Linked DNA regions of Mus musculus: regions 1 and 3 are each linked to region 2. The links are chromatin contacts, found by Hi-C or POLR2A ChIA-PET in ENCODE. All regions are on one chromosome and are shown on one strand. The core of a region is the stretch at or near the end of the contact, and the rest is flanking DNA. Distances in the headings are between cores, read along the strand shown. Region 1 holds the start of Il17d (interleukin 17D). Region 2 holds the start of 1700039M10Rik (RIKEN cDNA 1700039M10 gene). Region 3 overlaps Xpo4 (exportin 4).

Region 1 (2,700 bases), core at 142-2,641, 47 kb before region 2:
GGGACCCAGGCATAGAACCTGGGCCACCCCTAGAACACAACAACCCATTTACCCACCGAGACATCTCCCCAGCCTCAAGTCTGGAATAATTATTAACATGTTTGTATCTTCATAAAATGCTCAGATCTGGGAACTTTTTATTTAATCTGCACCTATTTATAGCCTTTGCTCCCCTGTTTAATCACAAATGAATCTTATGCTCTACTCAGTTTAAGTTTTCAGTAACTGGAGGCTTCCACAAACTGGTCAGACACTGGAAGGTACTTTGTTGATTAGCACAGTGAGTAGTTCCGTGGAACTCTGGTAATGACAAGCTCGCCTCGAAAATACTCCTACGCTGTACCTTTCAAATGGAAAATTAGTAGTACTTGAGTGCTGATGTCTTTATTCCCGTTTTTTTACTAGGAAGGAGACAACGTTAACAATTTATGTGCGAGTCAAAGTGTTTCATAAACCCAAATGTGTTTACTAGGAATTGTAAAATGTTTTAAGCTGTAAGGTTTGAAGGGACTTTTAAAGGTAGAGCCGCTACAAAGTATTTCAGTTTTAAAACATTGAAGGCAAGTGTTTTTCTGCATAGCAGAACTGAAACGCAGTTAACCACTGGTTTACAACTTGGTTAAAACCCAAAGCTGCAAGCCGTTTTAGGGAGTCAAAAAAATATTTTGCACACTTTCAAAAAGCGTTCAGCTAGTCTCAGCCATTTCTCTTTATTCTCAAAGCGTAAATGCTCAAAAGTAATCATATTCACTAGCTGGATGCCTGGTAAGCAAGGCATTTAAATAATGAACAAGTAAGTGAGCAAGCTCTCTTCAGATTCAATAGAGTCCTTCATTTGAGCTGATTCCCCTTAATTTATTCACAGAACTTTAGGCTCATTTTACATGTCTGCTCACACAATTAATTACCATGATTGAGTTCTCCAACACTGTAAAACTAGACCAAGAGATGCCCATTTACAGCATGTGTCAGGTGGGGGAGGGTATTTATTACTCGGCCCTTAGCTGAATAAGAGGCATGGAGTCATTTTATGAGTATTTAAGGGAAAACAGCCTCCTTCTAGCCTAACAGAACATAACTGTTTTTTAATCTCTTGTATAATTCTTCGAACTATGAAATCCCAGAAGAGGAAGTGGTCGCAAGAAGGAGAGTCCTTCTAGGTTGGAGTTCATTCATTTCCAAGTGGCCTGTCCAGCTCCTGGACCGCTTCAATGTCTAGAGAAATCCGTTTCCTCTGAGCCAAAGTCGGCCTCTCGACTGCATCCCCGAGGCCCCACTGGTCCGTGCCGAGGCGTCGAGGCCAGTCACCACCTCCTCCTCCTCCAGCCAGGCGGACCGCCAGTCCACTTCTGTAGGGGCGACACCCAGCCCGCAGGCCACACGCCCCGCGTGTGCGGCGCCCTTATTTACTTCGCAGAAGAGCCTTCAGCCCCCCTCCTAACAAGTCTGGAAAGCATCACGGCGACGCGATGTTGGGGACACTGGTGAGCGCCCTCGGGGGTACCGGCGAGGCATGGCCGAGGCCGGGCTGGGGCAGAGGGACGGGGGGAGGACGGCGGGACGGCCCGGAGAGGCGTCTCACAGGCACTCGCAGCCCGCCGCGCAGCAGCCCGGCAGGCACACGCACACGTGCACGCGCGCCCCGCACCCGCCCCCCGCGCGGGCTCCGGCTCTGGGCGGCGGCGGCGGCGGGGGCCGGGGGCGCGCGGGCCGGCGGCGGGCCGGGCCCCGGGGACCGCGCGGGCGGCGGGCGGGCGGGGACGGCGCTCGGGGGCCGGCCCGCGCGGCGCCCATGCTCGGGGAGGGCCTCACGGTGTGCGGAGCGCCGGGCGGGTCCCGCGACGCTGAGCTCGGCCTGTCCCGCAGGTCTGGATGCTCGCGGTCGGCTTCCTGCTGGCACTGGCGCCGGGCCGCGCGGCGGGCGCGCTGAGGACCGGGAGGCGCCCGGCGCGGCCGCGGGACTGCGCGGACCGGCCGGAGGAGCTCCTGGAGCAGCTGTACGGGCGGCTGGCGGCCGGCGTGCTCAGCGCCTTCCACCACACGCTGCAGCTCGGGCCGCGCGAGCAGGCGCGCAATGCCAGCTGCCCGGCCGGGGGCAGGGCCGCCGACCGCCGCTTCCGGCCACCCACCAACCTGCGCAGCGTGTCGCCCTGGGCGTACAGGTGAGCGGGCCCGAGGGGAGGGGCGGGGCCTGCAGAACAGGTGGGTGGGGCAGGGTGGAGTCCGTTGGAGGGCGGGGCCGAGGGGCGGGGCGGAGCACGTGGTGGGCGGGGTCGGGTGGGGCCTGGGCGGGGCCCGGCTGCCACTGGAGCGGTATAGGTGGACGGTGCTTGAAGGAAGGGGTCGTGAGGGGGATCGGGTGGGATCGGCTGGAGCGGGAGGGGAGTGGCAAGACGGTCGGGTGGTGCTATGGAGATGGTGTAGTGCCCGAGGGGCGGGGTCTGAGGAGCGGACGGAGGTGATGGGTGGGGCCGGGTGGAACTACTGGGATGAACCACGGGGGGCAGGCCAGGTAAGGCGGGTGTCTACTGGTCCTAGAGCTCAGGGAGGGGCTAGGAGAGGCAGATGGTATAACTAAATTGGGAGCGATTGGTTTCTACAAAGGTCTGTCACGATCTTTGAAGAAATGCTGCTTCTGTATTTGTTATGCAATAAATACCAATTCTCTGCCAGATACACCATGAAGAACCAGGCCACATG
Region 2 (2,777 bases), core at 227-2,726:
TCTATGTCAGAAATGTGGCTCAGCACCTAAGGGCAACAGGGAAGAACCTGATGGGAAATAAAGTCAAGGCCTTGCCTTGATAGGAAAAATGGAAATGGGGTTACAGGAAGATGGGACTACCGTGGGGAAAGGGTCAGCAGCGGCAGCAGCAGCAGGGATTCTTCATTTCTATAAAAATCTTCTAGTTCTAGTCGGGCGTGGTGGTGCACGCCTTTAATCCCAGCACTCAGGAGGCAGAGGCAGGTGGAGTTCTGAGTTCGAGGCCAGCCTGGTCTACAGAGTGAGTTCCAGGACAGCCAGGGCTACACAGAGAAACCTTGTCTGGAAAAACAAAAAAAAACAAAACCAACCCCCCCCCCAAAAAAAAAACCCAAAATCAAAACAAACTTCTATTCCCATGCATCAGATCTACGAAAGCAACAACAAAAAACTAACAATACTGTATGTCAGAGTATCTAAGTACCTTCTCCAAGATATTTAGGTCAAGAGAGTTTAAGCCAGCAGAAAGAGAATGAAACAAAGTTTCTTTCCAGAGTCGTTAGTAAACTGCAGGAAGGGTAGCTGTACTAGTAGGCGAATAGAATGACCTGTCAAGTATGCTCAACCTGCGGCTCAGAGACAGGCACCCACAGTCACTAGAAATGACATTGTTCTCAACTTGTTTGTTCCCTGAGCGTGAACTCTGTAGATGACAATGCCTGGCAGATATTCTCTAAGTAATCTTATTGATTCAAGACAGTTGTGTTGCCTTGGCTGTCCTAGAACTTGCTCTATCTATCTACCTATGAATGAATGATAGGATTTCTTTGTGTAGCCTTGGCTGTCCAGGAAAATTCTCTGTAGACCAGGCTGGCCTTGAACTCAGAGATCTGTCTGCCTGTGCATCTCGAGTGTATAAAAATCGTGTGCTTTCATTTTCATACAAGTCTCTGCCTGAGGGAAGTCCTTCACTTCCTAAATACTGTTTATTATTTAAAGAAAGATTGTTGGGTGTGGTGACACGGGAAAAATGAGGGATCAATGAGTCTGAGTTCGAGGCCAGCCTGGCTATACAGTGAGACCATCTCAAAATAATAAATCCCACCATGACCTGAGATAAAACTTGCACAGAGAAAGCAAGCCACAAACACACAACAAGGTAAGTTTGGATGAACAGCCCGGCCAGCCAAACCCCATGCTAAGGCTCAAGGCTTCCTCGTGTCCATGCATATATATCCCTTCCCCAGGCACCATTCCGACCGGACCACTAAGGACTTGTTTCCGGCTCAAGATGTCCAAGAAGAAGGACCCCGCAGAGACGAGGCCCCTACTGGGAAAGTCTCCAAGGGTCAGTATGGACCCGGTTCGGAACCCACCCAAAACATCCCTTGACCCTCCGCCGCCACACTCCGTGGCCGCCACTCACCACTGACGCATGCGCAGTCGTCACAGTGCGGGGGTGGGGTGAGGGTTGGCGGGGACCTCCGCGTTTGCGCTGGTGCAGACCAGACGGTGGGAGCCAATGAGCGTCTAGTCCCGCCCAGTCAGCTTCCGGCTTCTACAACCCAGGTTTTAATTAGGTTGCGGTAGTCTGGCTGTTTGGTACTTTGGAGTCAGTCTTAAACCTTTCAAACCAATTAGTCTTTCAGAGCTTTCAGTGTTGAATTCACAGTATATGAACACATATTTTACCAATCTATCATGGTAGCTGGCACACAGTTTTCCTTAATCAAAACTAATGCTCCCTTTGATTCGGCAATTCTTAAATCACATGTAATCTTTTCTTTCCCAGGGACAGGCAAACTTCACTATGTTCCTGCTGTTCGGTTCTCTCTTTATCGATTTCCTGATCTGGCTGAAGGGCTTTAAATCACCGCTCAGATGCTGACGCCACTCAAAAAGCAGCTTGATAATGAACTGTCACAATTTCTACATACAGTAGTGTTTCGTCTGTAGAAACCCATACTTCATTTTGATTTCGATTTCTCTAAACGAATGACTACTCTATTAAACCAAATAGATCAAATCAAGTGTAACTTATCAAAATGGCAATCAAGAAAAAAAAACTATTGAAAAGGAAGAAACCATCTACTTATAAGACTCAAAAAAACCTGTTTTAAAGCAAACTATTTTGCACCTAATTTTTTAAAGCTTCCATTCCTTTTAAGTATGTATGCCACAATGATTATCTTCGTGTATTCAATTATATGCTATTTTTAAATATTAAAGTGTCTGAAGACACAAGAAAGCTCTACCTTTTTGGTTTTTTTTCAACAAGAGTTTCTTGATGTAGTTCTGGCTGGCCTGTATACATTGTAATTAAATGTTTCTCACAGATCATAAAATTAGTATCAAAGACAAACTAGTCTTTATTGAAGTGAAAAAGTTTTTCAGTCAAATTGGATCCAAAAGATGCTTTCAAATCACATTTTTTTTTAATAATTATTTATTATATGTAAGTACACTGTAGCTGTCTTCAGACACTCCAGAAGAGGAAGCCCGATCCCATTACAGATGGTTGTGAGCCACCATGTGGTTGCTGGGATTTGAACTCAGGACCTTTGAAAGAGCAGTCGGGTGCTCTTACCCACTGAGCCATCTCACCAGCCCCCCACATTTTAATTAAGGAATTATTTCTTTTATATTTAGTAATGGTGCTGAGAGAATACCTTGGAAGATCTCTTAAGATAGAAATATGTGGTCCTGGGTCCCTAGTGGTCAGGGGAGACAGGTAATTCTCTGTGAGCTTAAGGTTTAGACTACACAAGTTTATGGAGAGCAGGACTACATACGAAGAC
Region 3 (2,760 bases), core at 131-2,630, 36 kb after region 2:
GAGAAGCTACGGCCTCACACACAGTAAGATGGAAGGCAAGAACTATGCAGACAGCCTCAGGAGGAGGACGGCGATCAAGCTTCCTCTTGATTGTATCAAAAAACTAGAGCTGGTGAGATAGCTCAGTGGTGAAGAGCACTGACTGCTCTTCCGAAGGTCCTGAGTTCAAATCCCAGCAACCACATGGTGGCTCACAATCACCTGTAATGAGATCTGACGCCCGCCCTCTTCTGGCTCTGTCTGAAGACAGCTCCAGTGTACTTAGATATAATAATAAATAAATCCTTGAAAAAAAAAAAGCCAAACAAAAAACTGCCGTAGGAGTTGGAGAGATGGCTCAGGAGTTAAGAGCACTGTCTGCAACTCAGTTCAATTCCCAGCACCCTCATGGTGGCTCACAACCATCTGTAATGGGGATCCGATGACCTCATCTGGTGTGTCTGAAGACGGCTGCAGTGTAGTCACATATATACAATAAATAAATCTTTTTTAAAAAGTAACTGTAATGCTCATGAAAGTACAGTCAACAAAAACACATGGCACAGTCTGTTTCTGTTTCTGTCTCTGCCTGTACTGTGCAGTATGGCAGTGGCTCAGATGAGCATGATCCAAGTATGTTACATACACACGTGAAAATTACTCTTTATAGTTAATATACACTGTGCTTTTTTAAAAAAGGAAAAACAAAACACAGATGAAAACCAAAGCACAATGTTGGTTATAAACAATGGGAACAATGGTTCTATTCCTTCTATAATTTCCTCAAATACGAAGAGCTAACATTGGAATCCTGAAGTGAATAGGATCCGTTCTTCCCATAGAAACATCTGTGGCTTGTTTATATACTTAACAAGGCGTGTGCTTTGCAGACATCATTTGTCAAGTCTTAACAGTTTATCTTGCCAAAACAAACAGACTGGTAACATATCTAAAAGGACTTAGGAGTAGCACCCTCTGATCTAGTCTCAAAAAGAAAAACAGGATATTTTAAAGACCTACTATCGTTTTTTCTAAGTACATATTTAAAACACGAATCAAAATGTAAAAGTCTTTTTAAAAAATTTAAAACCTTGTACTCGTATTATTAAAGGAATTCTCCATAATGCCTCCGTTTAACCCTGCTATTAGGATGATCTCAAGTAGAATACACAAGACCTTATACACTGGATGGTGATTTAAAATAAAGACTGAGCTTCTTAGAAAAAACAAAGTTTTGGTTCCCTCTGTACACTAATAAAGTAACTCATCAGGCAAAGTGTGAGAAATCTGGTTGATGACAATTGGCAACTGGATCTTCCAGTCTAATCCCAGAGACGTGAAACCCAAGCTAGTGCTTTTTCATAACACCTTGGCTCTGTTCCATGGCCACTCTGGCCCAGATCCAGAGCCTGCTGGCAGCATGTGGACAGATGACTAAGGGGACCAATCTAGACTCTATGTGCTCATGCTCTGAGCACTGTCAGGCCTAGTGCCAGAAGGGCTTTGGAGAGGGGCTTAGAGCTTATGGGACCTACTTGACCCCACTTTACTCCATTTGAATATGAAGAGGGGAGTAGAAATCAAAACATGATTATCAGCACTGCTCCCTCTGCCTATAACTAGCCTGGAGATGGAGAGAAGTGAGGATGCAGAGCTTCAGACACAGAAAAAAGGGACATTTATGCTTTAATAATTTTGAGTATATACTCCCCAAAATAGTGAAATGACAGGATTCTGTTCTGATCTGGTCCCTTTCTGACAATGAAAATAATTTCAGTGACCAAAGCCCAACATCATTCTATAATTCCAAATACAGGACATTCTGGGAAGGGAAGATTATAGAGACCATAAGAGTAGTATGTCTCAATATGTGGTGCACACATTCAAATTCCATCATTTGGGAGGCAGGGACAGAGAGAGAGAGGAGAGAAAGGAGGAGAGGAGGGAAGAAAGGAGAGGGGAGGGGAGGAGGGAGGAGGGAGGGAGAGAGGGAGGGGAGGGGGAGAGAGAGAGAGAGAGGAGGAGGAGGAAGAGGAGGAGGAGGAGAGGCAGGGAGAATGATGTTATCACCCAGTAGTTGCCATAGCCTGGTGTAGAAGAATGAACAGACGAAGCACACAGAATTTTTACAGAAGGCAAATACTCTATAGGGTAAGATATATGCCATTATGCATTTGTCCAAATCCAAAAAACTTATACCACCAGGAGGCTGGACATGGTGGCAAATGCCTTAAACCTAGCACTTGGGAGGTAAAGACAGAAACAGGTAGATCTCTGTGAGCTCTAGCCTGGTGAACATAGCAAGTTCCAGAACAGTTAAGACTATATAGAGAGACACTGTCTAATAATAACAACAGTAATAATAATAACACAAATTTAGAGCACCAGAAATGAGCCCCGCGGAACCCATGGACTCTGAGTGACAACCATGAATCAATGCAGGTACAGCAATAACACAGATACCACTCTAATATAGGCTTAATGGAGCAGATGATGATAAGGAGGGAAAAGTGTATGAGATCATCCTGTGTTTTCACTCTGAACCTAGAGGTGCATTATTAAATATAGTGTTTACATTGCTACCCATCTATATAAACATAATATCAGATATTTTGAAAGTAGACTAATAAAGACTAACTTGCTTGTTGTTACAAACTTGCTTGTTATCTGCAAACAACTCCACATCTATCCCTAATAGTAATGATACCATGCACAACCCATCCCTCTGTACTTTCCCCCACAGTGAGCAAATAACCACTGCCAATTCCAAAGTCGTCCATG

The links. A loop is a pair of places that touch in the nucleus more often than their neighbours do. ChIA-PET counts read pairs that join two places held with the same protein, here RNA polymerase II (POLR2A).
Region 1: a loop to region 2 is called in a map of left cerebral cortex, with 2.4 times the contacts of the local background. The contact joins the promoter of Il17d here to the promoter of 1700039M10Rik in region 2. A Hi-C loop is called at or near these places in 11 of 37 maps with a recorded cell type or tissue (adrenal gland, gastrocnemius, heart and 1 more). POLR2A ChIA-PET finds 5 or more read pairs at or near these places in 2 of 5 experiments (Patski and embryonic stem cell).
Region 3: a map of gastrocnemius shows a loop between it and region 2 (1.9-fold over the local background). The contact joins the enhancer-like site here to the promoter of 1700039M10Rik in region 2. A Hi-C loop is called at or near these places in 2 of 37 maps with a recorded cell type or tissue (gastrocnemius and heart). POLR2A ChIA-PET finds 5 or more read pairs at or near these places in 2 of 5 experiments (Patski and embryonic stem cell).

What each region holds. Positions count from the first base shown.
Region 1 is chr14:57,523,438-57,526,137 of GRCm38, forward strand. Il17d (interleukin 17D) reads left to right here and starts at 1,392. Exons shown (of 3, transcript NM_145837.3): 1 at 1,392-1,484; 2 at 1,867-2,162. The coding sequence starts at 1,470.
Region 2 is chr14:57,570,138-57,572,914 of GRCm38, forward strand. 1700039M10Rik (RIKEN cDNA 1700039M10 gene) reads left to right here and starts at 1,477. Exons shown (of 2, transcript NR_152103.1): 1 at 1,477-1,548; 2 at 1,772-2,231. It overlaps Eef1akmt1 (EEF1A alpha lysine methyltransferase 1), which reads right to left and starts at 1,445. Exons shown (of 5, transcript NM_026526.3): 1 at 1,406-1,445.
Region 3 is chr14:57,606,294-57,609,053 of GRCm38, forward strand. All of the region lies in intron 9 of Xpo4 (exportin 4), which reads right to left. Among named protein-coding and RNA genes, the nearest start is that of 1700039M10Rik, 36 kb to the left of the region's middle. Within about 2 kb of position 1,381, at least 1 of the 3 ENCODE cell types and tissues checked has a DNase peak (open chromatin) inside an H3K27ac peak, as active enhancers do; it is gastrocnemius, where a contact is called at or near this core.